Linked DNA regions of Mus musculus: regions 2, 3 and 4 are each linked to region 1. A link is a loop called in an ENCODE intact Hi-C map of the cell type or tissue named here. Cell type or tissue: gastrocnemius. All regions are shown on one strand.

Region 1 (2,500 bases):
AGGAGAGGAAGGACTGCACAGCCTCAGCCTCTCAGATCAAGCTCACTGCCTCCCAGTGCTCCTAAGAGAGCGAGCCCTCTCCAGCAGCGAAGATAATCCACTGTGTATCCCCCACGGATAGCAAATGCAGCATTCTTTATAAAGACAAAATCTGGCTCTGCAGCCCAGGCTACTCTCAACACTTGTGACTTCTCTGCTTCAGTCCCCTAGGTAAGACACCAACTCGGACCGACAGCTAAGCCTTATTCCTAGGCTGCTCTTTCATACTAACAAACGCGCTCTGACCACTGCCCTCTCCTAGACACCACCCATCACATTTTTTTGTTCTCTGCATAACCAAGTGTCTTCCATACTTTATGGCCCCTCAACAATGTAACAAGAAGTGTTCAAATGTTCCAGTCTTTGGAACATTTAGCTTTAATGTTCTCTTGATAGTTTCATCATCCTAACTACACGTTCTTGCCTAGGATGTGAGAGTCCCGGATGCCTTACAGGTATCTTCCCATCATATCACAAGGCACAGAATTAAACTAGGTAGAGAAGAGACGATGGAATATCCTGAGGCTCTTCCTATGAACTTATTGGTGAATTCACAAGCCTACTGAGCTATCCAAATATACTAGTCTTTGGAATTCTTCCAGTCTTAAAAGTCTATTTACTAAGTAGTCAACAATTGCTCATTCAATTCATTCTTTTCATTTCTTTAAGTATGTCTATTCTATCGTCTGTTCCACTGGGCACTCTGAGCTCTCCCTCTCACGTGAGGGATGAACAGAGCAGAGACACGATTCTTGTCCTGGAGGAGCCGATATACCACTCCTTCCCAAAAAAACAGGACAAAGAGTGCTCACTGGCACTTCCCAGACATGGGCACAACCCTGGATCAACCATAAAACCCCCAAAACAAGGAGAAGGAAGGAGGAAGAGATGGAGACACGACAGGAAGTGGGAGAAGGCAGAGGCACCCGATATGCATCAGGGGTATCCTAAGCAACACACACACACAAAGGCTGGCACTCGTGAGCAAACAAAAGCTAGAGTTAACAAATTCCAGGAGAAACGTTCAGTTCCAAGGAATTCTGAGCTGGAATTCTAAATTGAGGCGCTGCCTTTGGAGCGTGGAGAATTGTCACGAGGACATGAGGGAAGGAATCTCTAGAAAGGTAGTTGGGTGGTGAAGGGGGCTATGGGCGCACAAACTGATTGACGGTCTCTCGTTATCTGAGTGTGAAGCATCGTCCATAGATCGACTTTTGCATTTGAATTCTCGGTCCCCAGCTAAGAGTCCTGTGGAGGAGGCTGTGGGTGTATTGGCTGGCTGTGAGAAGCAAGCTCCCATAGCAACAGAATCATCCCAGCGGCCATGCCTCCCCGGCCATGAAATTATACTCCTTGGATCCAGAACTAAGTCTGTCCTCCCTTGAGATTCTTCTATCAGTAATCTGTCACAGCAGCTAGAGAGGAAAACTTTGTGACTGCAGATGAATATCCAGCCCAGGTCCTCTGTTCTTTCCCTTCAGGGCCATTCGACCTCATGACCAGGAGATGGCGCTCTAAACACGGGAACGGGTTTTGCTTAGTTTGGATTAAAAACAAAAACAAAAACAAAAAAACTTTTGTTTCATGGAGACTTTTGAAAGCTGTAGTTTTCTTTCTTTACTTCATTCTTCTCCTTCCCGACTTAAACCCTTCCATTCATATTTTGTCCTCAGATGGTCAAAGTTCAGTTGTTGACGGCAGGCAGAAGTAACCTGGAGCCTGGGGGGAGGGGGGGAGGGGTTGTCGGTTTGTTGATTTGTTTGTCCGTTTGTTTTCTTCCTTTAAGGACTTCTTACCACATGCCCTACTTTACACTGATTTTAGGCAAGTCTCCTGTTTAATATTTCCACTGCTGTGAGGAGACATCATGATCAAGTCAACTCTTATAAATTAGGCAAACATTTAATTGGGACTGGCTTACAGGTTCAAAGGTTTAGTCCATTATCATCGTGGTAGGGAGCATGGCAGCATCCAGGCAGACATGGTGCTAGAGAAGTAGCTGAGAGTTCTGCATCTTGATTCAAAAGCAACCCAGAGAGGCTGGCATCCTCCGGCAACAAGGAGAGAGCTCTCTTACATATGCAGGAGCCAGAGCATAGGAGACCTCCGAAGCCCCGCCTCACAGTGACACACTTCCTCCAACGAGGCCACACCCCCTAATAGAACCACGCCCTGTAGGCCAAGCATGTTCAAACCACATCTTCCTACTTCACTCTTTCCCACATATAATAAAAATCCCATTATAAGAAGAGCAGAAAGGAACTTTTAAAAATAATTCTTGTGCATCTTTTGAGCTCTATATGAGAACACGTCTGCTAAAGTCCCACGTATCCTCATGGATGGGGAATTCCACTCACCCTACTTTGTGGCAGCCTATCCAATCCATCTATCATCTATCTATCCATCTACCTATCTCTCTACCTACCCATCCATCCATCCATCCACCTATCATATATATATA
Region 2 (2,500 bases), 180 kb after region 1:
AACCGATTTTAATTGTAACCATTTACTGACTTTCCATGGTAAACCTTAGTACTACATAAAGCTCTTTCCACTTTTTAGTTGTAGGCGATCTTACTGAGATTTCGCTTCTGGTTTCTGGTTTTGTTTTGATTTTCTGAACACCTAGGGATGCATTCCTAACTGGTTATATGCTCAATTAATTTGAGTTAAATTACAACTGAGTTGGACTCTACTAGATGAAAACTTATTCTATAGCCATGATCTCTCAAGTAGAGGAACACCCTGATATTTCTAAGATAGGTGATTATCTCCCTTCTAATGAGCCTGTGATGCTCACGGGTGGGGCTCTCAGAGGCCAGAGGTCCGCTGACCACTGAGCTTCATAAACTAATGCCATGAATTGCTGAAATTTTAGAGTCTAGCCTCTACCGTGATATTATTAGAAAAGTGACTTTTAGCAGGGGGGTGGGAAATGCATTTAAAAAGGTAGTTATCACCGGGCGTGGTGGCTCACGCCTTTAATCCCAGCAGGGAGGCAAAGGCAGGTAGATTTCTGAGTTCAAGGACAGCCTGGTCTACAAAGTGAGTTCTAGGACAGCCAGGGCTATACAGAGAAACCCTGTCTCGAAAAACAAACAAACAAACAAACAAAAAAGGTAGTTATTTCCAAAACATATTCTGTTCTTGAATGTGGAGTATCTGAACATTGAAGTGTCATCTGGCACACCTCAGAGCCTCAGAGAAGAACAAAAATACATGTATTATGGTCTAATGCTATTTGAGGACTACTGACATTTGGGCTGAAATTGGTTCTCACAAAAATAATATTCATAAGAATATAAAGATTATGCTGTATTCTGGATAAGGCGCCTTTAAAATCAGATCTAGACCTAGGGGTTGGTTGCTTCCTATGACGTGTAGAGTTTCCCTCTGAGATTGACAGATAATAGTTTATTCATCCAGGAAAGCCCACACTACCTTTCATCTTTTCAAAACTGTTGAAACAAAGAAATTACCTGGACTTAATTTAATTTTTTCAAGTAGGCATTTAGTAGAACAAGTTTGTGAAGGAAACTTAGATAAAGTTATCCTCCACCCCTTTCAGTTCTCACAAGCCCTCCCTCGGATGCACTTCCTGTCCATCCAATCAGCCATTGGAACCAAGCATTCTGCTAATTTGTCTCAAACAGCACATTGTGTGTAATGCAGCCTCTGTAATTACTCTGGACCTCTAGGTCCCTCTGGCGGGGGCTCTGCCTACCGTTGGCTGTTTATTCTAGATACCTGTCCTGCAGCTCTTCTGAAGTTTGAGTAGATTCTACCTTCCATGCTGATCACTAGATTTACAGCAGTGGATCTTAGTGTCTTTGAGAACTCTGTGGCAGTAGTTAAGGGGTACATTTGTTAGGGATAAAAATATAGCTAGCCATCTGAACAGTTACTAGGTGTGCCCATAATCAAGACTCTAGTTTGATGTCACTGTATTTTAACATATTCTAACACTTGCTGGGTTTTATTTTTAACAAAGTGAAGTCAGGTTCCATCCCAGAGATTCAGGAGCAACAATATCTACCTAGAACTTAAGAATGTTGCTCTAACTTACTGCATTCATTATTATGTTTATGGTATTAGTATTAGTTTCTAATTAAAAGTATAAAAAAATTTTTTAAATTTTATTTTATTTATATGAGTACACTGAAGCTATCTTCAGAGACACCAGAAGAAGGCATCAGATCCCATTACAGATGGTCGTGAGCCACCATGTGGTAGCTAGAAATGGAACTCAGGACCTCTGGAAGAGCAGTCAGTGTTCTTAACTGATGAACCATCTCTCCAGCCCAAATATAAAGATCTTTAATATAAATTTATATAAGAAGTCTATTTAAAATTTTATACATCAGTAAGGCTGCAGTGTTTTAGGTAATATTCTCGTCTTATAATTTTGGGCTCTTACTAAATCTGACTTTTCTGTGCCTATTTCTATGTTTGAAGTAAAGATAATAGAGACTAATTTGCATAGTAGGTAATAGCTGGAATAGAATCTAACCTCACTTAAGTAAATGCAGATTATTTGCTGTGTTCCCTGGCTTGTTAGATGCATCTTTTTTTAAGGTGTAGGGACCACGTGCAAATTTCAGCACAGACCACAGGTTCTAGGAGGCTCTCTTCGTAAGTTATATCGTCTTTCAAGAAATATCAGCCAAAAGAAAGTGGTTTATTATTTTTCTACTTTTCTTGAACTTGGTAAAAAAAATAGCCATCTCTAAATACTAAAGTATTTAAGTCTCAAGTTATATCACTTGGTATCACTTCTGTCCTGTGTTTCTTTTCTTTATCCCCACCCCCTTGTTGTCTGGGAGGCCATATGCTCATGCTGCCAACGCTGGTCCTGTGTTCCCAGGCTCCAGTGCTCCTCTTGCCGCCGCCTCCTCCTCCTCCTCCTCCTCCTCCTCCTCCTCCTCCTCCTCCTCCTCCCTTGTACCCCTCCCCTTCTTCCTCCTCCTCCTCCCCCGTACCTGGG
Region 3 (2,500 bases), 300 kb after region 1:
AGCCTATGTGGCAGCTACTATTGGCTCTGTGGCTAAGAATAGGCTCAACATTCTGATCCTCCTGCCTCTACCTCCCAAATGCTGGGCATGCACACATATGCCACCACAAGAGCCACTTTGGTGCTGAGCATTGTAACCAGATGGCCCCTGGGTTCAGTTGAACTAGATTCTAAATCTGTCTTATTTTCTGACAACCAGAAATCCTGGAGCTGTTGAGTTGATGGTTCTAGCTTTGGGTCTCTATGGAGTTTCAGTCAAGACTGTGTATGTATGTGCACCCCCTGCATGCCTGGTGCCTTCGGAGTTCAGAAGAGGGTGCTGCACACCCCGGAGTTTGAGTCCTTGATGTCTCCAGTTCCAGAGGATTCCACACCCTCTTCTGGCCTCTGAGGGCATTGCACATATATAATGCACAGACATGCATGCAGAGAAAATACCCGAATATATAAAATAAAGTCATAAGGGCTGGAGAGATGGCTCAGCAGGTAAGAGCACTGGCTGCTCTATGAAAGGACCCAGGTTCGAATCCCAGCACCTATGTAGTCACTCATGGCCCTCTGTAACTGCTGTCCGAAGAGATCTGATGCCCTCATCTAAACATACACATGGTGGACATACATACATATATGCAAGGAAAACACCCATACACATCAAAATAAAGTGAAATGTTGTTTTAAAGAAAGGAAAGGAAATACCAAATTCTAGCGGGGAGGGGACATAAGCAAAGGCAGTAAGAAAAGATAGTGAACTAGAAGAAAATGTAACGGCATGTGTATGAAGAACCTGGGGGTAATCCTATTATTTGAAAGCTAACTTAAAAATAATAACCAAATTCTACCTCTCTCTCTCTCACTCCCTTCTTCCTCTCTCCTCTACAGGTTTAAGCTCATCTTCACCCCTATCTCTGTATCAGTTTCCCTGTTTTATTGGTACCTCATCCTCTTCTTCCACTTAGATTGTGTCTAGTCCAGAAAGCTCTCGTTGGCCTTTTTAATTGTTTAAGTGAACACTGCTGCCACCTAGTGTTAAGATGAAGTTACAAGGGGGAATGCAAAAGAGATGAGACTGTCCAATCATACATAACAAAACTGTGGCATGCTCTAAATGCCGTTCGATAGACTGTACTCACTGGTTCATTTAATTATCACATATTGATGGCATTATTAGTTTTGTGATTTTGTGGTGTTTTAATATTTATTTGTATTCTCTCTCTTTCTCTCTCTCTCTCTCTCTCTCTCTCATGAGTGTGTGTGTGTGTGTGTGTGTGTGTGTGTTTCTTTGTGTAAGTGCTGGTACCTGAATGGTCAGGTCCCCTTGTGTTACCAGTGAACTCCATCCCAGGAAGAGCATCCATTATGTGTTCTTAACCAGCAAGCCCCTTGTGATGGTATTTTAGAGATGGCATTTTGAGCACCAGTAACATTGAATATCACAGGGCTTGAACTCAAGACCACCTGATTCTGATCTTTGTTCTTTCTGCACCATACCTCCCACACTACACAGTCTCCCCAGATGACACTCTATGCAAGGCTATGATCCGCTGTAAGTTCTGCTCCAACTGCCCTTTGCCATCATGAGACTCTCACATGTGTACACCCATCCTGATTCCAAAGACGTTTTACTTCTCTTAAGATGTAAACCACAGATTCAGTTTCCAAGTTTTTATGGCTGTTTCTAAAACTTCCCATGTGTTAATTGCATAACTTTCGAAGATAATGATGAAAAGGTACATCCCATAATTTTAAGGCCCCCGACTGACAGCCGTCAATGCCATACACTCCGTACTCCTCCGTACTGATGCTTTGCAGTGCTCTCTGCTCCCAGGTCATTCTTCCCCTGGTTTGTTTTTAATGTATGAGTGCTCTGTCTGCATGTATACTAGCCTGACAGGGGAGGGCATCAGATCCCATTACAGATGGTTGTGAGCCACCATGTAGTTGCTGGGAATTGAACTCAGGACCTCTGGGAGAGCAGACAGTGCTCTTAACCATTGAGCCATTGCTCCAGCCCCTTCATTCTTTAACTTTGTGCATGCTGAGGCTGTGTCAACCCTTCTGTTACCTCGCCAAGCCTCCTGGCCCTCCTCTTACCAGGGTAGCCATCATTTTCTGTGGGTCAGACCCAGAAAGGATTCACTAGCCAGCCTGGGCTTCTAGCTTGGATTTCTAGCCCATGCTTCCACCAGGTGGAGGAACTCTTGCATTTGACTGATAAAGGTTTCAACACAATCCAAATATCCTCCCAGCCCTCAACCTCTCTCTCTTTGCTATTCTTAAAATGACCCAGTGGTGCCTGAGCCAGTCTTGGCGCAGAGGCGTCAGTCATTTTTACCACATTTTGCTGACATCTGCTTCATGGAAGCCATCATTCTGAACTTCTTCTCATGACATCCTGATCTTCACCGATAGGTAGGGAAGAAGGTGATATTTTACCTGGTGTTGGTAAGGGAAGAGAATGTAGAGAACCATACCATGGCACGACGAGTATTGGTTGGTTCTCA
Region 4 (2,500 bases), 570 kb after region 1:
CATACAAATATTCTCTTTAAAATTTCTTGGTTTTACATCTTATATTTATATATGGAGTTTTTATATGATATATTTTGATATATAAAAATTTACAGCATTATCATCTGTGTTCATTTTAGATAACCCACAGGAGAAAGTCAAAGTATTTCAATTTCTTTTCTTCCTTTTCCCCTGTGGTGCCAGGAGATCTAAACTCAAGGCCTCACACATGCGTGAAATCCACAACTTAACTGCATCCTCATCCCTTTTTGTTTTTTATTTATTTATTTATTTATTTATTTATTTATTTATTTATTTATTTATTTATTTATTTATTTATTTTGTTTTTCGAGACAGGGTTTCTCTGTATAGCCCTGGCTGTCCTGGAACTCATTTTGTAGACCAGGCTGGCCTCGAACTCAGAAATCTGCCTGCCTCTGCCTCCCGAGTGCTGGGATTAAAGGCGTGCGCCACCACGCCCGGCTCTTAATTATTATTTTTTAAATATGAATTTATTTCTGTGTGTGCCTGCGTACGTCTACCACATGCATGCAGTACCCACATCGACCAGAAGAGGGCGTGCGACCTATGGTATTAGGTATGGGTGCTGGGAACTCACACAAGTTTCTACAAGAGCTGCAGCAAGGGCTTTTAACTGCTGAGCTATTTCTCCAGCCTGAATGTATTACTATTTTTAATTTAAAATTTAAAAGTACACTATTCTGCGTGGCAAGAGGTGGAGTGCATGCACATCACAGTCAGTGTGTGGTCAGAGGCAACTTGTGGGAGTTAGCTCGCCTAGGTGGGTTTCTGGCTACAACTCGGGTCGTCAGGCTTGTTGGAAAGTGCCTTTACTCTCTGAGCCATCTTGCTGACCCTTATTTTACTTATTATTTTAAACATTATTCCATGAAAATTTCTTCTTTTAGGGGGTCTCCAAGATGTCTTCATCATTATTTAGGCATCTCATAAGCTAAAAACCCCCAGACAAGCCGACTATTTGCTATAGTCAGCGCTGCATTCTCTCCTGCAAGGATCTCTCCTTTAGATGCAGAAACGTTGTGATGTATTTAAACCGCCAGGAGAAGGCATAAAAATATCCCGGACTACCATTTAAGATGAATTGGATAGAGAATATTTGAGAAAGTCGTAATTATCAATAAATTATCACTCAGTGTGGGCTATATAGCTAATGAAGCACGAAAAATTACTCTGTATCGCTGGGATACAGTGAGGAGAAAGAGGGAGGAAGGGAGGGAGAAGAAGGGGAGAAAGAGGGACAATATTTCAAAGTGTGTATTTAAATTATTAAATTACTATTATTTCTATAATAATACATATTATATACAATATATAATAAGATATTAATTCTATTATTAAGCATGGAGAGTAGCTAAGAAAGGGCCTATTCTCAAACTGCAGAGTCCACTAGGTCCTAATGTCCTCCTGGAGTAAACAGGACCAGTCAATTAACTAGCCCAAGAACGGTCAAATTTATTTTTGGAACTGCGTAGTGGAGAAGGGATTGAGTGCCACTGAATAATTGGTAAACGCTCGGAGCGCCCTCTGCTGGACGGTCTTGGTAAAGGAGTAGTAGTGAAGGAAATGAGCTCATAGGCTCAGAAGGAAAGTTTAGAACAGCGGTTAGGCTTTTGTAAAGGTCTTCCCACCTTCCCTTTAGTGAGCTCAAGCTCTGCTCCTGCCTCAGCGTCTTCGGCGTAGGCACCGCGGCGCACGGCACACACCAGTATATCCGCTTTACGTTTCTTTTCACCGTGATGAGTTCAGTTCTCTCAGCTCAGCACTCTGAACTTCTGGCGGATCCCCAGAGCCTGCACAATTTGCTTTCAAGAACATGCAACTTTCTCATCCAATACAGTCCCTTCTTTTTAGGTCCTCTGCTGTAGTTGGAGACTTTGGCTCTTAAACGCCCCTCAAAGGCACATGTGGCAATGACTCTATGCCTGCTGTGGTGATACTGGGGTGTGGTGGAGCTGTTAAGCAGTGGTGTAACCATGAGGGGGACTGAGGGCCCTGGACTTGTCCTGATCCTGTTTCATTTCTGGCCACCACGACGCCTCTCTCCGACGGAGAGACCTCAAAGCAGTAAATCGAGCCAAGCATGGACTTGGACTAGTTGGGCACGCGTCCACCGCCACTGAACTGTACTTTTGGCCTTTCCATCGGGATTTTGCACGAATAGGCACTTGGGTGCAGGGTTTACTCTGCTTACACTAGCGAGGCTACTCAGGACTTCTCAAGTGCTAGAAAATTGCTCTGTACTCTCATCCCTAAGACAACCGTAAATGTAAAAAATAAAAACTGGGATGTAGCTCACTGCTAGAGAGCGTTTGTAGATTGCTTAAGTCTTGGTGGAGTAACGCCAAAACAAACAATCCATAAAGGGTTTTGTTTTTTTAAAAATATATTGCAAATGTAAAATTTCTGGCATTCTGGACCTAGTACGGCTCTTGTGTTCACAAAGGCACAGGATCTATCTGGATAAGCTAGAGCCAGTACT

What was found. Peaks named below come from ENCODE experiments on the same cell type or tissue, not always from the same donor. Only the 100,000 strongest peaks of a DNase experiment are listed, where the experiment ranks them.
Region 2: a loop joins it to region 1, with 2.4 times the contacts of the local background. A loop is called at or near these places in 10 of 42 quality-filtered maps.
Region 3: it touches region 1 in a loop (7-fold over the local background); 37 of 42 quality-filtered maps call a loop at or near these places.
Region 4: it touches region 1 in a loop (2.7-fold over the local background); 8 of 42 quality-filtered maps call a loop at or near these places.

What each region holds. Positions count from the first base shown.
Region 1 is chr5:103,354,580-103,357,079 of GRCm38, forward strand. No RefSeq gene overlaps it. Among named protein-coding and RNA genes, the nearest start is that of Gm30443, 4.1 kb to the right of the region's middle. In gastrocnemius, no CTCF peak of the experiment used is centred here; a DNase peak (open chromatin) is centred at 1,528; H3K4me3 peaks cover 597 bases; H3K27ac peaks cover 526 bases.
Region 2 is chr5:103,533,436-103,535,935 of GRCm38, forward strand. The region is part of intron 16 of Ptpn13 (protein tyrosine phosphatase, non-receptor type 13); the gene reads left to right. Among named protein-coding and RNA genes, the nearest start is that of Slc10a6, 95 kb to the right of the region's middle. In gastrocnemius, a CTCF peak has its summit at 1,211; no DNase peak of the experiment used is centred here.
Region 3 is chr5:103,658,747-103,661,246 of GRCm38, forward strand. All of the region lies in intron 1 of Gm42138 (a long non-coding RNA gene), which reads left to right. Among named protein-coding and RNA genes, the nearest start is that of Gm25721, 1.8 kb to the left of the region's middle. In gastrocnemius, CTCF peaks have their summits at 391 (motif pointing left) and 1,041 (motif pointing left); a DNase peak (open chromatin) is centred at 408.
Region 4 is chr5:103,926,043-103,928,542 of GRCm38, forward strand. No RefSeq gene overlaps it. Among named protein-coding and RNA genes, the nearest start is that of Klhl8, 16 kb to the left of the region's middle. In gastrocnemius, CTCF peaks have their summits at 543 (motif pointing right) and 1,553 (motif pointing left); DNase peaks (open chromatin) are centred at 539 and 1,549; H3K4me3 peaks cover 591 bases; H3K27ac peaks cover 1,398 bases.